Linked DNA regions of Homo sapiens: region 2 is linked to region 1. Evidence: chromatin loops called from intact Hi-C (ENCODE). Cell type or tissue: PC-9. All regions are shown on one strand. Each heading gives the region's core, and the rest is flanking DNA. Links, peaks and the distances in the headings are about the cores only. Region 1 holds the start of LOC124904730 (a long non-coding RNA gene). Region 2 holds the start of MEIS3 (Meis homeobox 3).

What was found. A loop is a pair of places that touch in the nucleus more often than their neighbours do. Peaks named below come from ENCODE experiments on the same cell type or tissue, not always from the same donor. Only the 100,000 strongest peaks of a DNase experiment are listed, where the experiment ranks them.
Region 2: it touches region 1 in a loop (19-fold over the local background); 6 of 110 quality-filtered maps call a loop at or near these places.

What each region holds. Positions count from the first base shown.
Region 1 is chr19:47,145,336-47,160,035 of GRCh38, forward strand. It overlaps SAE1 (SUMO1 activating enzyme subunit 1), which reads left to right. Exons shown (of 9, transcript NM_005500.3): 3 at 4,867-5,040; 4 at 7,563-7,705; 5 at 9,779-9,878. It overlaps LOC124904730 (a long non-coding RNA gene), which reads left to right and starts at 11,335. Exons shown (of 2, transcript XR_007067277.1): 1 at 11,335-11,846; 2 at 13,061-14,700. RefSeq lists enhancers at 11,705-12,248, 12,249-12,790, 12,791-13,333. In PC-9, for the core only: CTCF peaks have their summits at 4,364 (motif pointing right) and 4,563; DNase peaks (open chromatin) are centred at 4,356, 7,106 and 7,486; H3K4me3 peaks cover 1,110 bases; H3K27ac peaks cover 4,554 bases.
Region 2 is chr19:47,414,164-47,428,863 of GRCh38, forward strand. MEIS3 (Meis homeobox 3) reads right to left here and starts at 5,364. Exons shown (of 13, transcript NM_001301059.2): 1 at 4,907-5,364; 2 at 3,015-3,187; 3 at 2,641-2,800; 4 at 2,489-2,539; 5 at 888-938; 6 at 554-703. The coding sequence starts at 4,918. It overlaps SLC8A2 (solute carrier family 8 member A2), which reads right to left. Exons shown (of 10, transcript NM_015063.3): 10 at 13,854-14,700. RefSeq lists enhancers at 3,458-4,450, 4,451-5,444, 13,671-14,239, 14,029-14,323, 14,240-14,700. In PC-9, for the core only: no CTCF peak of the experiment used is centred there; no DNase peak of the experiment used is centred there; H3K27me3 peaks cover 7,331 bases.

The DNA of each region.
Region 1 (14,700 bases), core at 3,848-11,847:
GGGGTTTCACCATATTGGCCAGGTTGGTCTCGAACTCCTGACCTCAGGTGATCCGCTGGCCTCGGCCTCCCAAAGTGCGGTGATTACAGGTGTGAGCTACCATCCCCTGCTGACATAATGCTGTTTGATTAATATTATAATGGTAGAGCCCAACTCCAATGTAGCTTTCTCTGACCAGGCTCATCTTCAAGGTGAAAATAAGTGCTGCTCTCTCTACATTCCCATGCCTCAGTGACATTTTATTTATTTTATTTATTTATTTTGAGACAAAGACTTACTCTGTCGCCCAGGCTGGAGTACAGTGACACAACCTCAGCTCACTGCAACCTCTGCCTCCCGGGTTCAAGCACTTCTCCTGCCTCAGCTTCCCTAGTAGCTGGGATTACATAATTACTTCATCTGGTTGTAAGAATCCAACATTGGAGGCCAATCACAGAACAGTGCGATTCTGACACCACAGGTGTGAGGCCACTGCACCCATCTTAGAGCGTATTATGTAGTTTACATTCAACAAGCATCTGAGAGCACCTACTGGGTGCCCTGAAGTCTGCTAGGTGCTGGTGATAGAAAGATGCTCACGGTTTGGTTCCCATTCTCAAGGTTTTTTTTTTTTTTTTTTTCCGGAAACCATAGCAGGCTCCCTGACTGAGGTTGTGGTACATGAAAGATTTCCTGGAGTCCTGATCTGAGCTAAGTCTTAAAGAACAAGGAGGGTTGTCAAGATAAGAGCCTGTGTTTTAGGCAGGGGACATAGCAGTGTCACAAAGGCACCCTACAGTGTGGTAGAAATGGAAGCTAAAAGTAGTTTGGTGTTTTTAGAGTGTGAGACCCAAAGTGGTGGGTAGGGACAGGTTGCTGGTGAAGTCCAAGTCAGGAGGGGCTCCTAGGAAGCCCCACTGTAAGCTTTTACTTAATCCTCTGGGTGGTGCAGACTCACTGAAGAGTTTCAAATGACAGGAAGGGTGACATGGTTAGCTTTGGGCTTTATGTGTAGATCAGTAATTACTGTATAAACTATGGTTGGCACAAAATACAGGGCAGAAGACCACTTAGAAGGCAGTTTTTAGTAGTTTAGGTGAGAGGTGAAAGTGGCCTTGCTGATAGGGATGGCAGGAAGCACACAGATGTGAGAAATAGATTTAGGTGGTAGAATTGGGAGGTCTGTGTATGGGAGCTTAAGGAAAGCCAGGAATAACCAGAGCAGCTGACACTGAAGGGGCTAGGCACTGTTCTCAGAGCTGCAGTTGTATTATCTCATTGAGTCCTCACAACACATCTGAGATCAAGGACCCATTACCATCCCTGTTTTACAGATGGGAAAACTGAGTAAAAGGAAGAAAAGTACTGGCCCATCCAAGGCCCCAGTAGTTAGTGGTACGGCCGGGACCCAGGCATCTGACTCCAGAGCCCATGTTCTCAGCCACCTCACTATGGACCACTCTCATGGAAATAGCAAGGATATGAAGATGAGGCTTCTGGCTTGAGTGACTGGGTGGGTGGCTGGTGGACTCCGGAGACAGCACACAGAAGCAGGCAGACATGTAGGGTTTATGGATATCTGAGAGAAAACGGCTGGTGGGCAGTACAGTAGAGAAGACTCAGGTGGATCAGGAAGAAATCTGCACCAGAAAGAGTGATTTGAAAAATAACAGCAGATTTTGGTAGAAACTGAAAGAGGCATTGAGTTGGTTTATGGAGCTATACAGAGTGGAAAGATAAGTAATTCTGAGATGGAAGCTTGGGGACAGCCACACCTAAGAGGGCCCAAATTGAGACTAGAATGTGTAGCACGAGAGGAGAGCAAAGCAAGGAAGGTGTGATCTGTGGACTGATAGTGATGAAATGATAATTGTATGTGTATGGGTTTTTTTTTTTTTTTTTTTTTTTTTTTTGAGGCAGTCTCACTGTTACCCTTGCCGGAATGCAGTGGGCATGATCATGGCTCACTGTAGCCTTAACTTCCTGGGCTCAGGGTATTCTCCCACTTAAGCCTCCCAGTAGTTGGGACTACAGGTGCACGCCACCACACCTGGCTAATTTTTTGTATTTTTTGTAGAGACTGGGTTTCATGATTGTTGCTCAGGCTGGTCTTGAACTTTCTGGGCTCAATTATATGTTTTTTTTGTTTGTTTTTTTGAGATGGAGTCTCACTTGTCGCCCAGGCCGGAGTGCAGTGGTGAGATCTTGGCTCACTGCAACCTCCGCCTCCTGGGTTCAAGTGATTCTCCTGTCTCAGCCTCCCAAGTAGCTAGGATTACAGGCGTGTGCCACCACACCCGGCTAATTTTTGTATTTTTAGTAGAGATGGGGTTTCACCATGTTGGCTAGGCTGGTCTCGAACTTCTGACCTCAAGTGATCCACCCACCTCAGCCTCCCAAGCTGCTGGGTTTACAGGTGTGAGCCACCGTGCCCAGCCTCAACTGTATTTTTTTTTTTTTTTGAGACAGAGTCTCGCTCTGTTGCCCAGGCTGGAGTGCAGTGGCGCGATCTTGGCTCACTGCAAGCTCTGCCTCCCGGGTTCACACCATTCTCCTGCCTCAGCCTCCCTAGTAGCTGGGACTACAGGCGCCCACCACCACGCCTGGCTAATTTTTTTGTATTTTTTAGTAGAGATGGGGTTTCACCGTATTAGCCAGGATGGTCTCGATCTCCTGACCTCGTGATCTGCCTGCCTTGGCCTCCCAAAGTGCTGGGATTACAGGCGTGAGCCACCACGCGTGGCCCTCAACTGTACGTTTTTATCCATGTCCTCGTTTTATATGGGATTCCCACATTCTTGCTGAGGTTCACACAGTTGTTGAGCCAGGATTTGAATCAAAGATTGAATCCAGCCTGAATTATTTCAGAGCCTTACTGTTAACCATTGTGTGGTACAGCTTCTCAGCACATAATGAGATCCCTGAAGAAGCAGGATGGAATGGGTCAAGGATACAGGGTTAGCCTAGAATGGGAAGTGGGCCAGCTCATTTTCTTGGAGGAGAAGGTAGTAAGATAGAGAGTGTGCTGTGGATGGTTGGTAGGAGGTGTTGAGGGGAGATTACTTCTGTTGTACCTAGTCTTGGTGAAGGTGGCAAGGTTATTTGCAGAGATTAATGGTTAAATTAGATGTTTGATGTGTGAAGAAATACTTTGAGAGCAGTATGGAATCTGTAATCTTACTGGTGGCTATTAGGGGATTATATTATCCTGTCTTTGAGGCTCTGCTCTGCTGATGTTCAGCCTTAGGGGTGAAATAATTCCTCTGTTCCAGTCCCCACTCATCTCTCCACCTCTCTGAGTTCTTTTTTTTTTTTTTTGAGACAGAGTCTCACTCTGTTGCCCAGGCTGGAGTGCAGTGGCACGACCTGGGCTCAATGCAGCGTCTGCCTCCCAGGTTCAAGCGATTCTCCTGCCTCAGCCTCCCGAGTAGCTGGAATTACAGGCGTGTGCCACCACGTCCGGCTAATTTTGTATTTTTAGTAGAGATGGGGTTTCACCATGTTGGTCAGGCTGGTTTTGAACTCTGGACCTCAGGTGATCTGCCTGCCTCGGCCTCCCAAAGTGCTGGGATTACAAGCGTGAGCCACCGCACCTGGCCATAGTCTATCTATGTTTTTTAAAAGTTCATTTCAAGCATTCTTAATTGTGTCTGATTTTTGCACAAGTTTGATTTTTTTTTTAAGTTTTCTCATGAGGTTGCAATTTTTGTTGTTTTTTGAGAGAGGGCCTCTCTGTGTTGTCCAGGCTAGTCTTGAGCTCCTGGCCTCAAGCAGTGATCCTCCTGCTTTGGCGTCCCAAATTGCTGGGATTACAGATGTGAGCTACTGTGCCAGGCTGCACTGGTCTACTTTTTTTTTTTTTTTTTTTTTTTTTGAGACGGAGTCTTGCTCTGTTGCCCAGGCTGGAGTACAGTGGTGCAATCGCAGCTCACTGCAACCTCCGCCTCCCCTGTTGAAGTGATTCTCCTGCCTCAGCCTCCTGGGTAGCTGGGATTACAGGCACACACCACCACACCTGGCTTATTTTTGTATTTTTAGTAGAGATGGCATTTCACCATGTTGGCCAGGTTGGTCTCAAACTCCTGACCTCAGGTGATCCTCCTGCCTCGGCCTCCCAAAGTGCTGGGATTACAGGTGTGAGCCACCGTGCCCTGCCCACACTGGTCTAGTTTTAAACCACTGGAAGACAGAGATTTAATCCTTTAAACTACTTGTGTATTTCCCCAAATGCTTATAGTTGGGCACATGCTAAGTATTTAGTCAATTCTTGCCACTGTTAATCAGTCATTTGTTAGCAGTTACAAATTTGCATAGAAGAAGAAAGCATGGATTTTTTTGTTGACAGTGAATTTTCTTTATAAACACAAGGGGGTGCTCTTTAACCATCAATGACCAGTTTAAAAAAAGTTTAAAGTCATTTTAAAGCCTTAGAAGGAAGCCTGCATAAGGCAAATTGCTACAGGAACAGTAATACATTTTAGGGCTGTGCACAGTGTTTCATGCCTGTAATCTCAGCACTTTGGGAGGCTGAGGCAGGCGGATCACGAGGTCAAGAGATTGAGACCATCCTGGCAAACGTGGTGAAACCCTGTCTCTACTAAAAATACAAAAATTAGCTGTTGTGGTGGTGCGTGCTTGTAGTCCCAGCTACTTGGGAGGCTGAGGCAGGAGGAGAATCATTTGAACCCAGGAGGCGGAGGTTGCAATGAGCCGAGATCATGCCACTGCACTCCAGCCTGGTGACAGAGCAAGACTGTCTCAAAAAAAAAAAAAAAAAAAAATTTAGGTGGTAGGTATTTTAGCTATCCTTTAAAATTTAAAGATTCTTTTTAAGATTTATTTTCCCTAAAAATACAAGACTTAAAAAAATATGTGTATTATTCCTAGGTAACTCCAGAAGATCCCGGAGCTCAGTTCTTGATTCGTACTGGGTCTGTTGGCCGAAATAGGGCTGAAGCCTCTTTGGAGCGAGCTCAGAATCTCAACCCCATGGTGGATGTGAAGGTGGACACTGAGGATATAGAGAAGAAACCAGAGTCATTTTTCACTCAATTCGATGCTGTAAGTTTCTTATTATAAAATCTGCTGTGGGAATTAAACAAATTAAGGTGCTAGTTGTATATACTTTCAAATCCCAAAGCAATCTGAGAGCATTCAAATATCAAATTCTGAGCTTTTTCCCAAGAAAATGTATAAGCTGTTCTATTGTTTAGGCTTAGTATATTGTGTGAATGTGTTGCTAGAGAGGTCCAGTCTGTTGCATCTGCTGTAGTTGTTGGTGACTTGCTGTCTGCTGGCTTCTTCTCTGGGCATATGTTCCCTCAGCCAGGTTTCGTCTTTGGTGTTTTGTCTTCCTTCCAGAATCTTTGCACATAACTTTAATCCATGTTATTGCAAATGTTTTCTTCCGAAAACTTAACAAGTTGGTGATTAATTTCTGTGGCAGCGGCATTTTTTTGTTAGAAATATCAAACTACAGCTTGTGTTTTGTCTTAAGAAAAGCACACCTGATCTTGATCTATGTCTGTCTGTCTGTTTCTCACAGTCACATTGACCATGTTGCCATGGATAACTAGAGAAAAATCACTGTAGTCGTAAGTCAAATGAGGCATATCCAGCCTCATTTAGTTTCACTGCCAAATCTATGCGGAGGTGAAAGGATAAATTCTTTGTCAATATCTGCAACCTTTCAGACATAGTTCCCTGCATTCTGGAAAAGCTTAACAAATCTTGATAAATGTGAAATAGTCATAGATGAGCTACTAGTTTTTTAAATGAAAGGCCCCAGTATGTTACATGAGAGGTTAGAATTTGGGTTGGGTAGTTTTTTTTTTTTGCACCTTTTTTTATTTGAGATGGAGTTTTGCTCTTGTCGCCCAGGCTGGAGTGCAATTGTGCGATCTTGGCTCATGGCAACCTCTGCCTCCTGGGTTCAAGTGATTCTCCTGCCTCAGCCTCCCAAGTAGCTAGGATTACAGGCACTCACCACCATGCTGGGCTAATTTTTTGTATTTTTAGTAGAGATGGGGTTTCACCATGTTGGTCAGGCTGGTCTTGAACCCCTGACCTCAGGTAATCCACCTGCCTCGGCCTCCCAAAGTGGTGGGATTACAGGTGTGAGCCACTGCACCTGGCCTGTTTTTTACACTTTTCTTTCTTTCTTTCTTTCTTTTTTGAGATGGAGTCTCACTCTGTCGCCCAGGCTGGAGTGCAGTGGCATGATCTTGGCTCACTGCAACCTCCGCCTCCCTGGTTTAAGCAGTTTTCTGCCTCAGCCTCCCGTTTTTACACTTTTCTATTTCATATGTGCATCTGTTCAAATATGGGCTTGGAAGGATGGATCATCTGTGCATTTGTCCTGTTTTCTTTTTCCTAGTCCCTTCTATTTTTTAACTTGAGGTATTGGGACACTTTCCATTTGGACATAAGTCTTCATTTTCTTATCTGTAGTAACCACATTTATTTTATGCCAGGTGTCCCTTGAACTTGTAGAGTTAGAGGGTTTGTTAAAACTGAAGTGTGAGGCCAGTTGATTGTGTAATGCGTGTGCATGGGGCCATGTTGACCGCCTTGCAGGCCGTGTTTGGCTGGTCCTTGCAGGTTTTATAGTTACTTTAGACTCTGCAGGGTTCCATTTGATCAATTGGTTGCATGTTCACCTGTGGATTTCTTACTTTTTAGATGGGATTTTTCCTTGGGTGGCTGCATTCTTTGAAACACCAAAGGAACACATTTCTCTGTGAGTGTTATTTCGGTATTCAGGCTGCTAGACAACAGCAAAGAGGGTCTATCAAGTGAAAATGTCCTTTTGTTCAGGAGAAAGCATGTGCAATTTGGAAGTTGTCTTTTGACCATGATCACAAAGCTTCTCCCGAAAAGATGGTATTTTGTGCAGTAGAACTTAGCCATTTCCAATACCTCAACTTACTGGAATACAACCTGGAGGCCCCAGAGCAACACTGATAATTCCACTGAGTGGATCACCAGTTCATTGTCTAAGCCTGAATGGAAGGTCACTTGGTCTGTAACCTTTTCTTTTGTCCTTAAATTCAGATAAAGTTTCACACCGCAATCTGTGGAAAAATGATCTCAACAGGACTTGTTTATCTTCTTTATCTTAACATATCAATCAAAAGGAGGGGGGTAAAAAGCCCTTGTATTTAAACATGACCTTTGGGTCAATTTAAAAAACTGGTTTTGCTTGTCCCTGTAGCTTATTTGGATTTTAATAGATTTAGCAGTATAGAAACAACTTGCTAAGTTATTTTTTTTATGAGAACTATGAAATGTGTATATGTTCGTGGATTACAGAAAACATTTGTTGAATGGCTTTTACTTTTTAGCTAAACACATTTTATTTTGGCTGCAGAACGTGACGGTCTCATAACTTATATTTTCTACACATTGAAACCTGCAACTTTTCTTTTGTCTTCTAGCCATAGGGCCCAAAGAACCTGTTGTACCAGTTTGAAACATGCTTTGAGCATGCCCAGAGAGACTGTTCATTAAGATTTATTTAGACATCAGGGCAGTGATTCACAGTTTGCAAAACTCAAACCCAGCCAATTTCTTTCTTTCTGCAGGTGTGTCTGACTTGCTGCTCCAGGGATGTCATAGTTAAAGTTGACCAGATCTGTCACAAAAATAGCATCAAGTTCTTTACAGGAGATGTTTTTGGCTACCATGGATACACATTTGCCAATCTAGGAGAGCATGAGTTTGTAGAGTAAGTGTTGGGAGAGGAGGGGAGAACATAACATTTTCTCCTTTTTATACTTTTTTTTTTTAAATTATGTATTTATTTATGTGTAGAGACAGGATCTATGCTATGTTGTTCAAGCTGGTCTTGAACTCCTGGGCTCAAGTGATCCTCCCACCTTGGCCTCCCAAAGTGCTGGGATTATAGGCATGATCCACTGCGCCTGGTCTGCTGACATGTTTTCAAGTTGAGAGATAGTAAAATGATTACAAAATAGTTGGGCGATTCTGGAGGCATATTCAACCAAAGTCTACCTTGGAAAAGGTGTCCAATATCCAGAGAGACTCCTCTGGTAGAACAAACAGACCTCATCCTCTCATTTTGAACACTGAGGCTGCAGAACTTGGTAATTCTTACATGACAGGACTTGCCGTGTTTTGACTTTGTAGTCTCTAGGTGAAAGATGGCAGATGATACATTATTGTAAAACTATATGAGTTAGGTATTTTGGCTGCAGTTTCTGACCACCCCCTCCAAAACCCTCCAACTTGCTAATTGAGAGGGAAAGACAGGCTCTGTGAGATAGGAGCTTCCTACCAAGAGACTGAGAACTCTTCTCTTGTTCAGCCTCTCAGGCAAGTCACTGAAATTTCTCTGGTCTCCAAGTTTCTTGCCTGTAAAATCAAGATGGGGGAAGGACAGTCATGTTCCAGACATCTCCTAACTCTAGTGTTTTATGGCTTTAGGATAATCTAGTTCTTTGGGCATATTATTATTATTATTATTTTATTTTTTGAGACGGAGTTTTGCTGTTGTTGCCCAGGCTGGAGTGCAATGGCACCATCTCAGTTCAGAACAATCTCTGCCTCCTGGGTTCAAGCCATTCTCCTGCCTCAGCCTCCGGAGTAGCTGAGATTACAGGCATGCGTCACCATGCCTGGCTAATTTTGTATTTTTAGTAGAGACAGGGTTTTTCCATGTTGGTCAGGCTGGTCTTGAACTCCGGACCTCAGGTGATCCACCCACCTCGGCCTCCCAAAGTGCTGGGATTACACAGGCGTGAGCCACCGCACCCGGCTATTATTATTATTTTTGAGACGGAGTTTTGCTTTTGTCACCCAGGCTGGAGTGCCATGGCACGATCTTGGCTCACTGCAACCTCCACCTCCTGGATTCAAGTGGTTCTCCTGCTTCAGCTTCCTGAGTAGCTGGGACTGCAGGCACCCGCCACCATGCCCGGCAAATTTTTGTATTTTTAGCAGAGACGGGGTTTCACTATGTTGGCTATGCTGGTCTTGAACTCCTGACCTCAGGTGGTCCACCCACCTCAGCTTCACAAAGTACTAGGATTACAGCCACCATGCCTGGCTTCTTTGGGTATATTATAAAGAAGTTATAGTAGTGGGAAGCAATCCAGATTATTTTAACATAAGCTGCCCACAGCAGAGGGGCAGAATTAAGTTTGGCTTTTTTTTTTTTTTTTTTTTTTTTTTTTTTCTGAGACAGACTTTCACTCAGTTGCCCAGGCTGGAGTACAGTGGCGTGATCTCAGCTCATTGCAACCTCCTCCTCCTGGGGTCAACCAATTCTCCTGCCTCAGCCTCCCAAGTAGCTGGGATTACAGGCGCCCACCACCACGCCCGGCTAGTTTTTTGTATTTTTAGTAGAGACGGGGTTTTGCTATGTTGGCCAGGATGGTCTCAAACCCTTGACCTCAGGTGACACGCCCGCCTTGGCCTCCCACAGTGCTGGGATTACAGGCGTGAGCCACTGCACCCAGCCAAGTTTGGCTATTTATTTCATGATTCAAGTAGAGTGTTTACAAAGTAATCACTTTGATTTATTGAGAGCAGCTGTGTGCCCAGCAGTGTGCTGAGCAACTTACGCTGCTCTGTTTTTCCCACAATAATTTCCTGAGTGCCCAACAGTGTACCAGACTCATCATGTTATCAATGGCAGAGCTCGATTTGAACCGAGATCTGACTCCAAAGCTTTTGCCCTTAACCACCATCCCGATCTGTGACCTGGAGAGGCTTTTTTTGATTCCAATAACATGATTCCTAGGGTAAAATTACATTCTCTCCCCTTGTCACCCTCTAGGGAGAAAACTAAAGTTGCCAAAGTTAGCCAAGGAGTAGAAGATGGGCCCGACACCAAGAGAGCAAAACTTGATTCTTCTGAGACAACGATGGTCAAAAAGGTATGTGTAACGTGGGGGCAGAGGTCAGAAACCCTGGGGCCTTGGAGGGGTCAGGCAATGACGATTGAAAAGGATAAGAGCAAGCACTTCTTGAAGGGGTGGGGCGGGTGCTTGTCCCATCTAAAGGGAGGCTGCCACAGCTTAGTGTCAGCCAGCTGTTGCTGTGAGGGAATGTGGGCCCAGTGATTCCAGATGGGATTTTTCAAGACAATGAGAAATGCAAACTTTTGTAGGCTCTGTCCCAAACTTTTTTTTTTGTGTGTGTGAGATGGAATTTTTTCTTGTCGCTCAGGCTGGAGTGCAATGGCATGATCTCGGCTCACTACAGCCTCCACCTCCTGGGTTCAAGCAATTCTCCTGCCTCATCCTCCCAAGTAGCACCCCTGGCTAATTTTTTTTTGTATTTTTAGTAGAGACGGGGTTTCACCATGTTGGCCAGGCTGGTCTCGAACTCCTGACCTCAGGTGATCCACCCGCCTCAGCCTCCCAAAGTGCTGGGATTACAGGCGTGAGCCACCATGCCCGGCCCCATACCCTTTTTTTTTTTTTTTTTGAGATGGAGTCTTGCTGTGTCCAGGCTGGAGTGGCACAATCTCAGCTCACTGCAACCTCCACGTCCCAGGTTCAAGAGATTTTCCTGCCTCAGCCTCCCAAGTAGCTGGGACTACAGGTGTGTGCCACCACACCCAGCTAATTTTTGTATTTTTAGTAGAGACGGGGTTCCACCATGTTGGCCAGGATGGTATTTATCTCTTGACCTCGTGGTCCACCTGCCTCAGCCCCACAAAGTGCTGGGATTACAGGCATGAGCCACCATGCCCGACCAGAAAACTTTTTTTTTTAAAGCAGCAAAACACCAGCCCTGGGTTACAGTAGCAAGACCCCGTGTCTACAAAAAAAATGTAAAAATTTGTCTGGCGTGATGGTGAGCACCTGTAGGCCCAGCTACTCATAGGCTGAGCTGGGAGGATTGTTTGAGCCTGGGAGGTGGAGGCTGCAGTGAGCCATGGTCACACCACTGCACCCCAACCTGGGCCACCTAGCAAGATCCTGTCTAAAAAAAAAAAAAGCAAAACAAAAAATTTTTTGTATTTTCTCTACTAACAATACAAAAATTAGCTGGGCAAGGTGGTGCGTTGCTTGTAGTCCCAGCTACTTGGGAGGCTGAGGCAGGAGAATAGCTTGAACTGGGGAGGCGGATGTTGCAGTGAGCCGAGACGGCAACACTGCACTCCAGCCTGGCGACAGAACGAGACTCTGTCTCCAAAAAAAAAAGTTTTCTTTGCCTGTTTTTTTCCTTTTGCCAAATAACCTTTAATAAGAAAAATCCTTCAATGTTGTCTTGCTGTGTCCAGGCTGGAGTGGCACAATCTCAGCTCACTGCAACCTCCACGTCCCAGGTTCAAGAGATTTTCCTGCCTCAGCCTCCCAAGTAGCTGGGACTACAGGTGTGTGCCACCACACCCAGCTAATTTTTGTATTTTTAGTAGAGATGGGGTTCCACCATGTTGGCCAGGATGGTATGAATCCTCAGATTCATATTTGTTAATGTAGTTTATATTAGGGGCTCAGCCTCTATTTGGATTAGGTGCAATAATTACATTTATAGAAAGGAGTGGAGAAGGGATCAGAAGACGATGGTTTCTGTAGCTAGTGCTGGAATCTGAGATGGGAACCATGCGATGGGGAAAGCAAGATGAAGGGGCCAGAATTGGTTTCATTGAACTGAGAGGAAAGACATGACCAAGCCCATATTTACTCTTTGCTTTGTAGATTTAAATGTTGAGAAAGAAAAACAGCTGGTCAGAATGTTGAGTTAAATTACGCTAACGAGGGGATTCTAAAGAGTGCAGAAACCACAAAAGAGACTGCAGAAAACCACAAAAGTGGAACTCTCAGACTCTCCAGCAAGGCGGCGTTGGAGATTTTCTTTCTCATTTTGTGTTTGTGTTGGAGTAGTTTGGTGCTGTAAGTGTGATACAGAGGAATTAAGCCCTAATTTTAGTGTCTATTCACAGAACCATAATTATCCAGAGTGAACCTTGGTGTTTTGGCCAAAACTTGGGTGCCTTTCTTTCTTTTTGAGGCCCAGTCAAGATTTATCTGAATAGCTCCGTGAATTTGGTGGGGGGAGATAAATTGTTAACAAACGGAGGAGTACAAAAGCTGCTTTGTGGGTGCTGTCAGTTTATAAATCACACCCTCTTACAAGTGTGACACTTGGCCTTGGTGTGAAGGGTTTTATGGCTTAAGGGCCTTCTCTGATTGAGGCAGGTCTTTCACATTCAAATGGAGAGAGTGCCTAGCTTTGTTAGCCATTCACAGCTGGAAGTTTCCCTGGAGTCAGTTCTGATGGTGCCCACTGGGGTGGATCTGGAAACCTCTTTTGGGAACCACTTTATCTCGCTATGAGGAGAATGTGGGCAGCCCAGGCCTTTGCCCACCATTCCGGAGGGCCCTACAGGCACAGAGGTTTTTGTGCAGCCTCTTCCTACGTGGAGCTGAGCTGGAAGGTATCAAAATATTCCCCAGCTGACATTGTTAGTCAGCTGTTACACTTGAACAATGCAGGCTCGGATTCCAACCCCAAGCCCTTAAGGTTACGAGGCATTCAGTGCATTCCTGCTGACAATCCCTGGGATTCCAAACCTTGCCTTTGTGCAGCCTCACCAAGGGCCCTGCGGACCGACTGGGCTGGACTGGGTTTTGGCCATGGCTTTGTCACCTTGCAATAACATGCCTCCTTCCGTTTTGGCACAGATGGCCCTGTGATTTCAAGGTTCTCTTCCAACACCAAAGATTCCTTGATTCAGATGCTGCCCTTTTGCCTAATTGTACAGAATAACTAGTTGGGTTGTGCTCAGAGAGTGCAGGGTGGGGGTGGGGAAGCAGCTACTTCCTGTTTCCTGTGAAAGGTTTTCTGGTTAGGGTTCCCTTCCCCTCCCCGCTTTCCCTAGGTTTAACCAAAGGTTGTAAAGCCACTTTTGCTTCAAGGTACACTTTGTGCTCCTAAATTAGTAACGTTGAAAAACAAAAAGGAAAAACAGCCTGTGGTTTTCACACCCTCTAGGAAGCTGGTGGGCCTTTCTAGCACCTGTGCCATTCTGATAAATAAGGGCTTAGGAAAATGCCTAGCCCAGAAATAGGTGCTCAGTAGTTTGTTTGCTTCCTTTGGTGCTCAGGAGAAGATTTGAGACGGATTTCGTCACAATCAGGTCTCGGGCACAAGCCTCACATGGACACTGACATGCAGGAGCCAGAGGAGACAGCAATGAGGTGGTGGTAAGGAAGTGCCCAAAAAGGTTTCCCAGAGGAAGAGTTGTTTGTGTTGGCATGTGAGGGACAAGCTTTCCAGGCACCAGAGCCAAGAGCAGTGCTCTGTCCGAGGAAGTAGGATAAACCGAAAGACGGACGTAGGGGCAGAGTTGCTGTGGCTGCCCTCACTGCCGCAGCCAGCTCCTTCCATGAGTTGCAGAATGCCTACTGTGTGCAAGGCACTGTGTTGAGTGCAGGGAATCACATCCAGTCTTGTTGTCCCCATCTATAGCTGATAAAGAAGCTATGAGAAATTAAGTGACCTGACCAAGGCCACACAGCTGTGGAAGAAGGGGCGAGAGCATAGACAGTGGGTAAGGGCATAGGCTCACCCTATGATTTACAAAGAGGGATACCCCTGAAGTTGCTAGGGTAACGTGACATATTAGGAGGATGGTGGGATAAAATATGTGAACATCGGGATCATTCTGGAAAACCTTTAGGATAAAAGGCCACTGTCATGCTCCCATGTTCACGTTTCTTTATTGTGAGTTATCTGTGTTAGGTGCTGCCAGAGATGATGAGATGCCTGACAGTGGTTACTCTGTAATAGCTCTTTAAAAATTAAAGACAAAGTAGGGTTTGTTCCTGACTGTACTAGAAATACAGATTTAATTTTACCTCTGCTCCTGAAATAGGTGACTAATTTGGAGTACTATTAATACTCTTTTCATGAATTAGTTGAGAAATTCCACAGTTGAGGAGTGATTCATTCTTTTGACTCCCTCTTTCTGAGCAATTTGTTGACAGCCTTCTCATCCTCTCTTACACCCGTCATTAAAGAAACAGTCGAGTTCTTTTTCTTTCATGTGGTACCTTGGTTTCCACTGCTGGTGGCCCTTAGGTTGCTTGTCTCTGTCTCCCCGCTTCCATTTTAAGCTCCATAGGGGGAAGGTAGTCTTGTTCACTGCTAGACTCCTAGTCCAGTGTGTAGCACAGTCATATCCACGGAATATTTGTTCAGTGTACTGGTGGCTGTTAACTGCAGCATAATCCAGCAACCCTGGAGATTATTTTCTTCCTTTTTTTTTTTTTTTCTTTGAAGCAGGGTCTGACTACTCTGTCACCTAGGCTGAAGTGCAGTGGTTCAAACACTGCTCACTGCAGCCTCCCAAGTAGCTGGAATTACAGACATCCACTACACCTGGCTAATTTTTAATTTTTAAAAATTATTATTATTTCTGAGATGGAGTCTTGCTGTGTCACCCAGGCTGGAGTGCAGTGGCACAATCTCAGCTCACTGCAGCCTCTGCCTCCTGGGTTCAAGCAATTCTCCTGCCTCAGCTTCCGGAGTAGCTGGAACTGCCAGTGTGTGCCACCACACTCGACTGGTTTTTGTATTTTTAGTAGAGACGGTATTTCTCCATATTGGCCAGGCTGGTCTCGAACTCCTGGCCTCAAGTGATCCGCCCACTTTGGCCTCCCAAAGTACTGGGATTATAGGCGTGAGCCACAGCTTCCAGCCTGATTGTTTCCATTTTAAAAAAGAGTAATTGAAGTAACCTTT
Region 2 (14,700 bases), core at 2,823-10,822, 270 kb after region 1:
GCCAGGGTCACGTGTGTGCAAGAGGGCACCGTGGTCAGTCCGGGCCCAAGTGTGGTTATATCTGAGTTTGCCGGGCAGTACCTGGGGCTGTTTGGCTCTATGTCCATCTGTGTGGCTGGAGCGGGTGTGTGTATGCAGTGGACACATACTCAATTGAGAACGGCGTGCGGAACCCGGCTGTGTGTTCTATGCTGCTGTCGTATGGCTGGGCTGGGGGGCGTGTGTGAGTACCCGGTGGACGCTACTGTCTGGCTGTGAGCAGAAATGGCTGTTGCTGAGTTGGTGTGGCTGTATGTGGACCTGTGTGGGTGTAGCTGAATCTGTGGGTGGCATCTGCAGCCGCTGGTGTGCGTGTGTCTGTGCACTGTTGCCCAGCCGCATCCGAGTCTGCGTAGCTGTTGTGTAGTGGGTGTGTGGCTGTGTGCATATGCGTGCCCTGTGATCAGGCTGACTGTGGCTTCGTCTGAGGCTGTGTAGTGCACATGCGCCCTCATGCGGTGTCCAGGCACAGCTGTGGCTGCAGGACGATGCCTGGTGCCCGTCCCGGGCCCACCTGGTCTGGGAGGCTGGGGCAGGAGGCTGGGTAGTCCTCGAAGTCCTCCCTGCAGCCGCCGTCCCGATCCTCGATGACCAGGTCGATGGGCATCTTTCCCTTGAGGCAGGTGATGTAGCGGTGACAGAAGTTGTCGCACAGGTCGTGGACCTGGGGGGGCACCGGGGTACTGGGGGGGGCCACCCACGGGGGCAGGGCGGGGGTGCTCAGGGACGGGGGCGGCATTCTGCTTCAACTCCGGTGGGGAGAGAGCTGGAAGGTGGGGGGCAGAGGCGACGAGAGGGGGTGGGATGACAGGGGCAAGTGAGGGTGTGGGGAGGTGAGACGCGCTCACCTTCTCCAGCTCCAGCAGGTGGAACCGCAGCACCTGGATGGCCTGGATCATCTGAAAACGTGGGCGGGAGGTGGGGGGAGACAGAGGGAATTGGGGGAGGGAGCAGGGAGGAAGAAGGAAGAGGAAGAGAAGGAGGAAGAGGAGACACAGAGAAACAGAAAGAGTGAGACAAAATGACAGGGACAGGGAGATGCAGCAAAGAGAGACAAAGACACCAGGTGCAAGGGGGAAAGAGAGAACAGAGATGCAGCCCAGAATTAAGGAAAGAGCAGATGTTAGATTGAGAGAAGCAAGAGACGAAAAAGGACCCATCACAAGCGGGGAGAGCTAAGGTGAGCCATGCTGACTGGCATTCCCATCCTCTGCCTGTTGGCCCCCAGCTCCAGGCCCCACCCACCTGCAAGCTACATTTCCCAGAACACTTGCCAAAGGGTTTGGCCAATAGGAAGCCCTGGCAAGAGCTTGGGGAGCAAAGGATGGGAGAAGCTGGGTATTCCTCCCTCCTTTCTTCTCTCTCTCTCTCTTTTTTTTTTTTTTTTTTGATATGGAGTCTTGCTCTGTTGCCCAGGCTGGAATGCAGTGGTGTGATCTTGGCTCACTGCAACCTCTGCCTCCCAGGTTCAAGCGATTCTCCTGCCTCAGCCTCCTGAGTAGCTGGGACTACAGGCGTGCACCACTGTGCCCAGCTAATTTTTGTATTTTTAGTAGAGACAGGGTTTCATCATTTGGTCAGGCTGGTCTCGAACTCCTGACCTCAGGTGATCTGCTTGCCTCAGCCTCCCAAAGTGCTGGGATTACAAGCATGAGCCACCGCACCCGGCCCTCTTTTTCTTTCTTTCTTTCTCTTTCTCTAGCTCTCTATGAGAGACAGGGTCTTGCCCTGTTGCCTGGGCTGGTATGCAGTGGAGCTGATCAAGGGTCACTACAGCCTCGACCTCTTGGGGCTCAAGCGATCCTCCCGCCTCAGCCTCCAAAGTAGCTGAGACCACAGGTGCATGCCACCACACCCCGCTAATTAAATGTTTTTGTAGAGGTGGGGTCTCGCTACGTTGCCCAGGCTGGTCTCGATCCCTGGCCTCAAGCTATCTCCTGGCCTTGGCCTCCCAAAGTGCTGGCATTACAGGCGTGAGCTGCCGCACCCAGCCTCCTCTCCTTGGGCAGCAGTCCCTGCGCTCACTTTGGCATAGGTGCTGATCTTCTGACGGATGGAACATCAGACACTTTTTGAGCCCTATTCTGTGCCAGGTGCTGTTCCACGCACTTGAATCGCATTCACTCATTAAACCCCCACAGCAGCCCTCCAAGACAGACATTACTACCAGCCACACTTCACAGACGGGACACCAAGGCACGGAGATGCAGAGTGACTTGCCCTGGGTCACAGAGCTGGTGAGTGGCAGAGCTGGGATTTGAACTCGGGCCATGGGTCCCGTTCTCAGACTCTAGGCTGTACCACACGGCACGTGGGCAACAATCATGACGGTTTGGGGACATGGACCAGGTGGCCTTCTCTCTGCACCCCCCCCACCAACCCCAGGGATGGGGCGTCAGGGAAGGAGACCCATTGGAGGAGGGGGTGTGGGGGAGGGCTCGGGTCTCACCAGATTGTCCAGTTCTGGGTTGGAGGAGAAGAGGGGCCTCTCAGAGCGAACCTGGGAGGGAAGAGAGAGGCCGGCAGGGGGATGTCCCGCCTTCCACCCACCCCTCCTCGCTGGCTCTCTGACTCGGTGTGTGGTGGGTGGGAGGTGCCCACCTGCTTGGCAAAGGCAGCGATGTCCTCGTTGAAGGAATCAGAGGAGCAGACGTCACCTCCAGGGGGTGTCCCCAGCCCAGCTCCGGCCCCGTCACGGGGAGAGCATGTAGCCAGTTCACATTTCTCAAAGACCAGGGCCAAGAGGGGGAAGAGCGGGTGTCTGGGGAGGCAGGAAAGGAGAGAGGTTGAGGGAGAGGCTGGGAGGTGGATGGAGGGGCTGCCAAGATGCAGAACAGCTGGGGAGGGGACAAGAGACCCAGAGAGGGAAGGAGACAGAGACTCGTACACAGAGAGAGACAGAAGCAGACCCAGGGAGCAAAGAAGCAGAAAGACAGAGAGAGAGAGACAGGAGCCTGAGACCCGGCCCCACTCACCCATAGATCTCATCCTTCTCCCTCTTCAGGCCGTCGCTGTCCAAGCCTGGGGGCAGGGGCTGGGGAGGCCGGTGCGGGCCATAGGGCCCTGGTACTGCGGGCACTGTCTCTGGGAAGCTAGCCAGGGCTGCGGGGCCATCCACGATGCCTGGGTAGTGCGGCAGCTCATCATACTGGGGGAAGGTGAGAAGAGAAGGGCGGAGCCCCAGGGAGGGGTCAGCACCCCGAGACTCGGCTGAGGAGCTTCTCTATCCTGGAACCCAGGAGATGCCCTTCTGTGTCCCAGAAACCTGCCTGTGGTCCCCAGGTGTCTGAGCCCCCAAGCTTGAAGCCCTCCAGGTCCCCTGGAGCTGCCTCGGTGGGGAGTGAGGACCCCGTCCAGGCAGAGATTCCTGACATGTGGGCAGGAGGACCCAGAGGGAGAGACGGCAGGGTCTGGCTGGGAGGGAAAAGAGATGGAGAAAGTGGCGTGAGAAGACAGTGACAGAGACAGAGAGAGAGACAGACAGAGAGGGAGATCCATGGACACCTCCTGTAGGAACCGCGCATTGTTGTACACAAAGTACACATACGAAGCCTCCCTGTCTTCTATTTCATTTCACAGTTGGCAGATAAGCGCATCAGAGTAAGTCTCAACAACATGTCACACTCCACTCGCCACGTGAATCTACCACACATGTAGACACAGCCATACACACCAACCCACGTGCACACTCATGTGTCAGTCACACCCAAATCCCCCCCCCCACACACACATGCACACACACATGCACACAGCCCAACACCAGGCACAAGAATGAATGCATGATTGAGACATTTGGCACATGGATGAATGAATGAATGAGGCATTTAGCACAGGGCCTGGCTCATGCTGTGAGCACTTGTTGCCGGAGAGGGTCACTCCGCACCACCATACAGACACGATTGCGCACCCAAGAGAAACACCATTATGGGGTAGGACGACCGCGTCCTGTCGTCACAGAACCATGCACCTGGGAAGCCAGGGGCACCTTCCTCTCATCAGGTCAAATCCCTTCCTCAGTGATGAAGACACGGAGGCTCAAAGAGGCAGCAGGACTCGCACGGGAAGAGGCTAGAACGTTCCTGCCTCGGACCCTCGCCTGGCTGGGCACCCTGGTTCTGTGTGTCCCACTCTTTCCCTCTCCCTCTTCTCCTAACTTCTCCTGTGCCCTGAAGTTGAATCCAACTGCTCCCCGCTGCTCAAGGCACTCTCACCAAAAGCGGTCCTCACAGCCTACCCGGAACCCCCAAAACGGGCGCGCGCCTCCTCCCCTGTCTTCTATCCCCGTTCCCATCCCCAGGGAGACAGGCTCCGTGGGGCCAGCAGCCTGGTGAGACCACCTCTCCCACCCCTGTCCCACTCCTAGCCCTGGAGAGGCAGGGGCGGCTTGGAACAAAAGTAGAGCGAAGGGAAGGACGGAGGAGAGCAGAAAAAAGGGGGGACGGTGAGGTGCGGGCGGCTGAGATGGAGGAGGAAGCCCAGGAACAGAGGAGAGAGACTGCGGGTGGGGGAGGGCAGAGAGAGGGGGATAGAGAGGCAGAAAGAGGGGGGAGACCAGGGACAGAGAGAGGGGGACAGAGAGGCAGAAAGGAGGAGGAGAGTGGGGCAGACAGAGGGGGACAGAGGGGCAGGGAGAAGGAGAAGCTAAACGATGGGGAGGAGGCGAGGCCGAGGGCCAGGAAGAGACACTTGGGGGCAGAGAGGGGGCACACAGGGACTGGGAGACCCAGGGGCGGAGGGAGGGGCAGAGAGAGAGCGAGGTGGTGTAGAGGACGGATGGGCTAATGGGGGCCAGCGCCGGAGAGTGGGGGATGCAGGGACAGGGGGTGCGGAAGCGGCCGGGACGCGGGGTCCCCGCCCCGAGACCTACCCTCCGGGCCATGGGCTGAGGCCGGCGGCAGCTCCTGGGTCCCTCCAGAGCCTGGCCGCGGGGGAGGGCGCAGCCCGGGGCCGCAGCCCCTGACGGCCCGCGGTGTTGACGCCAGGGGGTGGGCAGGAGGCCAGGCGCGCGCCCCCCCACCCCCGCCGCCGTCAGCGGCAGGCGCCGGGCCGGGTGGGGACTCCGCGCATGGACCCCGGCCCCCGCCCCCAGCGGGGGTCACGGCCAGGAGCGCATCGCCGCCGGGGCGGGGGCAGCAGGCGCAGGCGGGGCGCCCGAGGCCCCCTCCTCTGGGCCCCCCCCGTCCCTTCCCCGGCTCTGGAGGGAATCGAACCGTCCCGAGACGGACACACCGGGGACCGCAGGGGGCGGGGGGCGGCCCGGGGCGACGGAGGGTCCGGCGGCGGCTCAGGGGTGCTGGCAGCCGCGCTCCCCGTTCCCGGTCTCTCCCTTGTCTTGTGGAAATTAAACAGAACCACCAAGGAGCGGGATAGGGGATGAGCCAGAGTGAGCCTGCAGAGCTACAGCACGAGGGATTGGGGTTAGGGCAGCAGCAGCACTTCCGGTGGGAGTCGGGGAGGGGCAGGCTGTGGGGGGAGGAGAGGAAGAGACCGCGGCCCTGGTGCCCCCAGGCCCCTCCTCTCCTACCCAGGGCTGGGGTTCCTGCTCCGGGTTTCTCAGTCTCCCTCTTTCCCAGTCTCTCTCTCCTTGTCTCTCTCTGTCTCCGCTTCTCCCGTCCTTTCTCTCCTCTGGCTCTCTGTTCTCCGAGCCCCCTGGACACACCACGGACCCCCTCCCTGGCCATCTCCAGGGGTCACGTGGGAATCTGGAGTCTGGTCCCACCGTAGGCTCTCCCCTCTCTGAGGCTCGATTCCCCCTCTGCAGGATGGGCAGTGCGCTGGGGGCGGCGGGGGTGGGCTGTGGATAACGGAGAAACAGTTAAGCTAGAGGGTGCCAGGACTCAGGGTCTTGGCTGAGTCTGGGGGTCCCCATGCCGGCGGGCTCTGCCCCCGTGGCTGTCCTGCGGTGAGGCTGGCCGTTTAAGGCAGTCCGAGGGGAAGGGTCTGGAGGCCTTGCCTTTCCTCAAGGCCGGCGCACCCCAGATAGGGGTTTTGGAGCAGAAAATTAATTTAAATCACTTTTTAATTAAAGACACAAGGCCCTTTGGTCTGCTCCACCCCCACCTCACCCTCAGCCAAGACTTGGGGTGAGGGATGCAAGGGTTAGGAGTCTCTGGCTCTATTTGCTTTTTTGGGGGGTGGTGCATGCTAAGGTCCCCTTAGCCCAGGCTGATTCTGAAACCTAGAGGAGCAAGTGCGGCCTCATCTGACGGCCAGTGGTGGGGGGCGTGGACAGAGCAGGAAGGGAGGGAGGGGGCACCTGGGATGGGGATGGGGCCTAACTGGAGTGGGGAGGGAGGTAACTCCAGTGACGGTGTGATTCAGAGAGAGAGAGAGACAGAGACAGACGCGGGTGGGAGGAGAGAGAGAGAGAGGTGCAGACAGAGTGAGACAGACAGGAGGGGGAGGGAGTGGGGGACAGGAGCTCCAATAGAGACCCTGGAGTCGTCCCTGCCACCCCCAAAACAAGAGCAGGGGGCTTGGACTCTGAAGCATAAATCTTTCTAATTAAAGAAAGAGACGAGCTGTTGGGAAGGGAGAAATAAGTGTGTGGGAGAGAAATTGATTGGGGGAGGATGGAGGATGCCGGCGGGGGACGGAGGGAGCAGGGGGGAGGCTCCGGCTTTCTGAGGCTCTTCCTCCAGTCTTTCCCTCTGTCTGTCCATCCGTCTGTCTGTCCGTCTCTGTCTCTCGCTCTCTCTCTCTCTCTCTCACACACACACACACACACACACACACACACTCTCTCTCTCTCTCTCTCTCTCTCTCTCTCTCTTCCTGGCTGTCTCCCTTAAATAGTCCTGGGACCCTTCTGTTCCCAGGGGGAGGGAGCAGGTGGCGGCCAGGCCTGGTGCTGGAGCGGGGGTGCCTGTGTCACTGCGTCGCGGCTGCCTGTCGGCTCTTCGAGGGTGTGCTTGGGCCTCCCTGTGACAGTGTCTGGAAGCGTCTTCCCTGCCCGGCTGAGTGGCTCCCTGGGTGGCATCAGAGTGACCCCAGCTCCCAGTCTGCAGGGGTCTCCGCCCTCTAGCCCTGTCCTGCACCTGTTTTACAGACGGGAAGCGTGGAGCCCTCTATGAGTAGATCTGGGGGACCTCATGGGTCTCCCCAGCACGGGCTGGGCGATCTCTCAGCGGACTGGCCCTTCAGTGCCCCAACCTGAGCACCGACCACTGGGGCTATGCCCACCAGGCAGCCACGTCCCCCGGGGATCCGCAGTGGTCCCCAGGATCCCCTCTGAAAGCCTACAGGAGCAGACCGAATGAACGAGGATCCACCTTGGGTTCCTCCTGTCCTCTCTCTCGGGCCTGCTAGCCTCCTGCCTCGGTTTCCCCTCTTTATCAACCGCTCTGTGTCTGTCTCTCTCCTTCTGGGGGCCCAGGTTTGCTTCCTCCTCCTCATTCCAGGCTCTCTCTGAGAATCTGTGTCTCTGCTCAGGAGGGTGGGGGAAGAAGGGACCCTAAAAGACAGGCCGTCTCTGTCTCCATCTCCGCCTGGGCTATGTCTGTCTGTCTGTCACCTGGGCTGTGTCTGTCTGTCTGTCTCCTGGCTTTTTTTTTTTTTCTTGTATCTCTGTGTCTCTTTGTCTGGATGTCTTCTCTGCCTCATCTTTCTTATCTCTCTTTCTCTCCATCTTTCTCGGTCTCTCTCTCCAGGGGCCTCTGTCTCTTCTCCCTCCTTCCTCTCCCTCTCTCCGCCTCCCTGTCCCCCCCACCGTATCCTCCCTGGGCTTCTGTCTCCCTGGCTCTCTCCCCTCTCCTCCACCCGGGCCCTTCATAAATACATCGCCCCCTTCCCGTCCTCCCGCTGCCTGGCCCAGCTCCAGGAGAAGGAAACATTTATCTTGGTGGGGGCGCCCACCCCTGCGCCCGCCCCTCCGCCCGCTGGCCACGCCATCCATCACCCGAGCCCAGACTCCTGTGGCTCATTCGTCACCGGCCCTGACAAATGCCTGCCGCCCCCTTCCCCTCCCGCCCCACCAAGCAATCATACCATTAGCCACGGCTCAGCGGTGGCGGGAAGGACCCGGCCTGACCCGGGCGGGGGGCGGGGCACAGGCTGCGGCTCCCACCGAGACCCCTCTCTCCCTCTTTTCCTTCCCTTTCTATCTCTCCTCGCCCTCTCCGTCTTTTTTGTTGGAATCTGCTTTCCTCTGCCAGTTTCTCGCTGTGCCTCTGGGTCCTGTCTCCGGTCCGTCCTCCTCCTCATCCTCCTTTTCCTCACCCTCTCTCCTTCTCTCCTTCTGTCTCTGTCTCTCTCTTACTGAGTCTCTTTCCAGTTCTGACTCTGTCTCTGTGTCTCTCTATAACTGTATCTCTCTGTCTCTGCCCGTCTGTCTCTCCCTCTCTGTCTCTCATCTCTCTCTGTCTCTCCCTCTCTGCCTCTCCATCTCTCTCTCTGTCTCTCCACTCTGTCTCTCCCTCTGTCTCTCCCTCTCTGTGTCTCTTCATCTCTCTGTTGCTCCCTCTCTCTCTGTCTCTCCATCTCTGTCTCTCCCTCTCTCTCTGTCTCTCCATCTCTCTGTCTCTCCATCTCTCTCTGTCTCTCCATCTCTGTCTCTCTATCTCTCTCTGTCTCTCCTTCTCTCTCTGTCTCTTCATCTCTGTCTCTCCCTCTCTGTCTCTCCATTTCTTTCTCTGTCTCTCCATCTCTCTGTCTCTACCTCTCTCTCCATCTGTCTCTCCCTCTTGCTCTCTGTCTCTCCATTTCTCTCTGTGTCTCTCCTTCTCTGTCTCTTCATCTCTATCTCTCCCTCTCTGTCTCTCCATTTCTCTCTGTCTCTCTCTTTCTGTCTCTCCCTCTCTCTCCCTCTCTCTCTGTCTCTCCCTCTCTCTCCATCTCTCTCTGTCTCTCCCTCTTGGGGTCTGTCTCTCCATTTCTGTCTGTCTCACCATCTCTCTGTCTCTCCATTTCTCTCTGTCTCTGTCTCTCTCTGTCTCTCCATTTCTCTCTCTGTCCCTCCCTCTCTCTCTGTCTCTCCATCTCTCTCTGTCTCTCCATCTCTCTCTGTCTCTCCCTCTGTCTCTGTGTGTCTCTCTCCCTGTCTCTCCATGTCCCTCTGTCTGCCATGGGCTCTGTCGGCCCAGCCGTGCCTTTTAAATCTCTGGTCTCTGAGAGTACCCTCGGCGTTGGCCTCACTGGCTTTGTGTGCTGGGAATGGGGTGAGGGTCTTGCCCTGGCGCCCTGGGACGCCCGCCCCGCCCCGCTCCCCACCTCGCTCTCCTCCCTGGTGCTGTGTTCTGAGTCTCTGGGCTTCCTCCGTCTGCATCTTCTCTGCATCCTGTCTGTATCTCTGTCTCTGCTGCCTCTCCGGCCCCTGTGTTTTGTTCTTGGCTCTCTGCTCCCTCTCCAACTTCCCCTCCTCTTTTTGTGTCCCTTCTCCACCTCCTCCACCGTCTGTGTTCCCCCTCTACTGACCCCACCTACCCCTTTCAATCCACCACCCATGACATTCCCTTCCCCGCACTTCCCCAGGGAGAGAATTGCAGGGAGCAGGCAGGGAACGGGAGGCAAAGGTGGCGAGAAGGAGAGAGTGAGGAGGTACCTTGGGAGGCACTGAAGCCTGGAGCCTCATCCCTCTCTCCTTTGGCCATGTGTGCCTGGAAGTCCTCCCTAGTGTCTGATTTCAATCCTCAGGGGGACGGCAGAACGTGGAGGAGATGCCAGGTACCAACCCTTCCCGATTCCCTGGGAGAGGCCGAGGAGGGAGCTGGGGGCATCAGACCAGGAGAGAGGGCAACCTGGGCACAGTCAGTGCTGTGCTGGTGGCCACCCATTGCCTTACTGGAAGAGGGAGGTAGTGAGACCCCCGTTCTGGGAAGTAATCATAGCAGAGGCTGTCTCTGACCCACTCATACCACCTAGGACCCAACAGCATCTCTCACGCTGGCACCTGCGACCCTTCCCTGAATGCTTTCCAGACCAGGGTAGGAGGCGCTAGAAGTCAGCACCCCTAAAGAGGTCCTGGGCCACCATCAGACAGGAGTTAGTGGATACATAACCCAAAGTCTTCAGGTGGGGAACTCCAGAGTTCCCTGAGAGGTCCCCAGCAGGATGGAGACCTCATTGTCCACAGGGTGACCTGCTCATTCAACACTGCCTTTATTATTTATTTATTTATTTATTTGAGATGGAGTCTCGGTCTGTCACCCAGGCTGGAGTGCAGTGGTGTGATCTCGGCTCACTGCAGACTCTGCCTCCTGGGTTCAAGTGATCCTCCTGCCTCAGCCTCCCGAGTAGCTGGGATTATAGCCACCTGCCACCGTGCCCGGCTAATTTTTGTATTTTTAGTAGAGATGGGGTTTCACCATGTTGGCCAGGCTGGTCTTGAACTCCTGACCTCAGGTGATCCGCCCACCTTGGCCTCCCAAAGTGCTGGGATTACAGGCGTGAGCCACCGCGCCCAGCCTTCAACACCACCTTTAATGGTTTTCTTTCCCATCTCCCTCCAGTGCCTCCTGGGATCACCTCACAAATAAACTATTTCCCTCCCATCCTTGCTGTGGGCTGGCTTCTGTTGGTGCTCAGCCTAAGACGGTGGCCAGCGGGGGCATGATGGATGGGCAGAGAGGAAACAAAGGGAAAAGAGGGACCTCTCGTGGTGGTGAATCATATGTGTCTACGTGGCTAGGCTGTGCTGCCCTCATGTTCAGGCATCAGCCTAGATGTTGCTGTGAAGGGGTGTGTGTGTGTTTGAGACAGGGTCTTGCTCTGTTGCCCGGGTTGGAGTGCAGTGGTGCAATCTTGGCTCACTGCAACCTCTGCCTCCCGGGTTCAAGCGATTCTCCCACCTCAGCCTCCTGAATAGCTGGGACTACAGGTGTGAGCTACCACGCCCAGCCATTGTAAAGGTATTTTAAAAATGAGATTAATAGCCGGGCGCGGTGGCTCACTTTGGGAGGCCGAGGTGGGTGGATCACAAGGTCAGGAGATCGAGACCATTCTGGCTAATGCGGTGAAGCCCCGTCTGTACTAAAAATACAAAAAATTAGCCGGGCGTGGTGGCCGGCGCCTGTAGTCCCAGCTACTCATAGTCCCAGCCACTCGGGAGGCTGAGCCAGGAGAATGGCGTGAACCTGGGAGGCGGAGCTTGCAGTGAGCTGAGATCGCACCACTGCACTGCAGCCTGGGCGACAGAGCCAGACTCCATCTCAAAAATAAAAAAAATGAGATTAACATTTAATATCGATTGACTTTGAGTGAAGCAGATTGTATGGGTGGGCCTTATCCAATCAGTTGAAGGCCTTAAGACTGAGGTCCCTCCAGGAAGAAGGAGTTCTGCCTCCAGATGACTTTTAGGTTTTGCTTGGGTTTTGTTCATTTGTTTGTTTTTTGAGACAGGGTCTCACTCTGTCACCTAGGCTGCAGTGCAGTGGCATGATCATGACTCACTGCAGCCTCAACCTTGTGGGCTCAAGTGATCCTCCCACCCCAGCCTCTGGAGCAGCTAGGACTACAGGTGTGCACCACGATGCCTAGATAATTTTTATTTTTAGTAGAGATGGGGTCTCACTGTGTTGCCCAGGCTGGTGTCGAACTTCTGGGCTCAAACAATCCTCCCACCTTGGCCTCCCAAAGTGCTGGGATAACAGACATGAGCCACCACACCCGGCCTGGGAGGCTAATATATATTCATTTAATCCCCACGACAACCCTGTGACATAGGTACTGTTAGCATCATCATCACGCATTTTCCAGATGAGGGAACTGAGGCACAGAGAAAGTCAGCCGCTACACTATGCTGCCTCCCAGGACAATGTTAATCACTCCCAAGCTGACCCCATAGAGCTCTTTGCATCCAGGTGAGAATCATGACCTTCGGGGTGAGGTGACGGGACAGGTGTGAAAGTCCTCATGTTTTCCAAGCCTCAAGCTCTCAATGTGTCTCTCTTTGCAGCTGAGACCTTACTCATCTTCCTGCACCAAGACTCTACACCCCCTTTGTTTGCATTTGTTAAGATGAAGGTGTCCCAGACCTGGCACGATGGTTCACGCCTGTAATCCTTTGGGATTACAGTAGTTCACTTTGGGAGGCTGAGGTGGGTGGATGACCTGAGGTAAGGAGTTCAAAGGAGTTTGAGAACAGCCTGGGCAACATGGTAAAACCTGTCTCTACTAAAAATACAACAATTGGCCAGGTGTGGTGGCGGGCGCCTGTAATCCCAGCTACTTGGGAGGCTGAGGCAGGAAAATCGTTTGAACCCGGGAGGTGGAGGTTGCAGTGAGCCGAGATCGCGCCATTGCACTCCAGCCTAGGCAAAAGGAGTGAAACTCCATCTAAAAAAAAAAAAATTTGAAGGTGTCCCTTGTCCCATTCTACATCGTGGAACTCATCCTGTCCCATCTTTGCCCTTCTACCTGTGAAACTTTGGGCACATTGCTTCACCTCTCTGAGCCTTAGTTTCCTCTTCCGTGGAATGGGGTGATGTATAGAACTGGCAATAGGTTTAAGCAGATCATGCTTGGGGGGGTCCCCATCACTGCCAGCTGCTGTTAGCACAGGCCTCCCTTGCTTTCCTGTGCCCCTGTAGTCAATGCCCTCTACTGCTCCTCCAGCAACCTCCCCTCCTCACATCAGGACTCTCCAGAGAGTGATCTACATGCCCTGACTCAATTTCCCCACCTCCCACTGCAGATCAGTGCACCGTCTGCCCCTACACCTTCCACAAACCTGTTCTCATCAAGGCCTAAAGCCAAAGGTCGATTTTTTTTTTTTTTTGGTAGTGGGGAGACAGGGTTTTTCTCTGTCACTCAGGCTGGAGTGCAGTGGTGCAGTCCTAGCTCACGGCAGCCTCGACCTCCTGGGCTCAAGCAATCCTCCTGCTTCAGCCTCCTGAGTATCTGGGACTACAGGCACATGCCACCACGCTTGGCTAACTTTTAAAGTTTGTGGAGACACGAGGACTCGCTATGTTGTCCAGGCTGGTCTTGAATTCCTAGGCTCAAGCGACCCTTCTGCTTTGGCTTCCCAAAGTGCTGGGATTACAGGCGTGAGCCACCATGCCGTGGGCCTATTGTCTTACCTTGGACTTCAGGTTGGGTGCGGCCGGTGGGAGGAAGTGGCAGGAGACTAGCAGGTGGGAGCAGAATGAGGTCGAGGTGCTTACTCTCCCGGCGCCCCGCTATCCCCAGTGCAGGTTGGTGATGCCTGTACTCTTCTACTCTACAGACTCAGGTCCCCAGGTCTCTGCAGCCTCGGGTGCCTCTGCTCACCCCTTCTAGCCCAGGTATGGCAACTGCTCCCTCTGCTGCTAGCCCTGGGGTACTACACCTTCCCTCGTTTTCCCCAACCCTGCCCACTCCTCAGTAGCCCTTTCACCCAACTCTCCCTGGCTACTCCGTTTGAATGAACACACCACCTCTCTCCTGCCAAGATGCACTCCCTGAACTCCCTCACGCAGCCCCATCCATTCTCTCTCTCAACCACTCCCTTCTCACCATCGCCCTCCCACCCTCCTACTCCCCTCTCCCCTCGTCTGCTGCCTCTGTCCCTGCTCCAGCCTTGTCCCTGGTCTCCCAGCCCCCAGTAGCCAGGAGGAACGTCTCATAAAATAAATCAGGTGATATCAACCGCCTGCCTCCTTCCCCCACTTAAATCCCTTGCAAAGCTCCCCTTTACTCTTAGGATATATTCCAAGCTCCCTAGAGTGGCTGATAAAGTCTCTTATGATTTGTCCTCAAGTTCACTCCCCACGCACCCCATACCTCGTTCATGATAACCATTTCCAGGGCTCTGAAAAAGCCATTATCTCCCAACTCTGCACACCTTTACACAGGCTGTGTCCTTTGGCACAACACACACACACACACCCCTCCTCCTGTAGGATCTGAGAAAATTACTTGCTTTATTTAGGAAACCCCATCAACCCCAGCTCTTTGGCTCAGGCAAATGAACGTCTCTCTTTTGTGTTCCCAGGATGCCCATAAAGAGAAACAGTTTGTGGCTCATGCATGGGGGCGTGGCTAGTGGAAGCCCCTGACTGAAGCAGGAAGGCGTGGCTGAAGCACGACTGATAAGTGGGGGTGTGATTAGTGGAAGAGCTAGGCTGATGAATGGGGGCGTGGTTAGTGGAAACCCGTAATTGACGGATGCGGGCGTAGCAAGTGGAGGAGCTTGGCTGATGAATGGGGGCGTGGTTAGTGGAAACCCACGACTGACGAATGGGGGCATGGAGAGTGGAGGTGCGTGGCTTGTGGAAGCCCATGACTGATGGATGGGGGTGTGGCTAGTGGAAGAGCTAGGCTGACGGATGGGGGCGTGGCTAGTGGAAGCTCATTACTGATGGGGGCGTGGCGAGTGGAAGAGCTTGGCGGCTGGACCCCGGCGCTGCTGCTATATGTGGGTGTGTCCCGCAGACGACCGCGGGCCGCAAAAACCCAGATTACTTGGTTTAACAGTTGCCCAAATCTCAGTCAGAGACCTTATTAGCCCCCTCCTCCTGAATCCCAGCTTCCCACGGGACTGTTTTTCAGGCAGAATTTCAAAGTTTTATGGCAACTTTTACAGAAATCACAGAAAAGAGACAGCGACTGATGATGAGCTGGGGGAGAGAAGGGTAGTGGGTAACGGGTCTGGGATGTTGGGGCTGAGCACAACAGGACGATAGAATGCTGAAAACCTGTGGGAAGCAGAAAGTTATGGGGGTAGTTGGGTCATCCTAGGGGCCC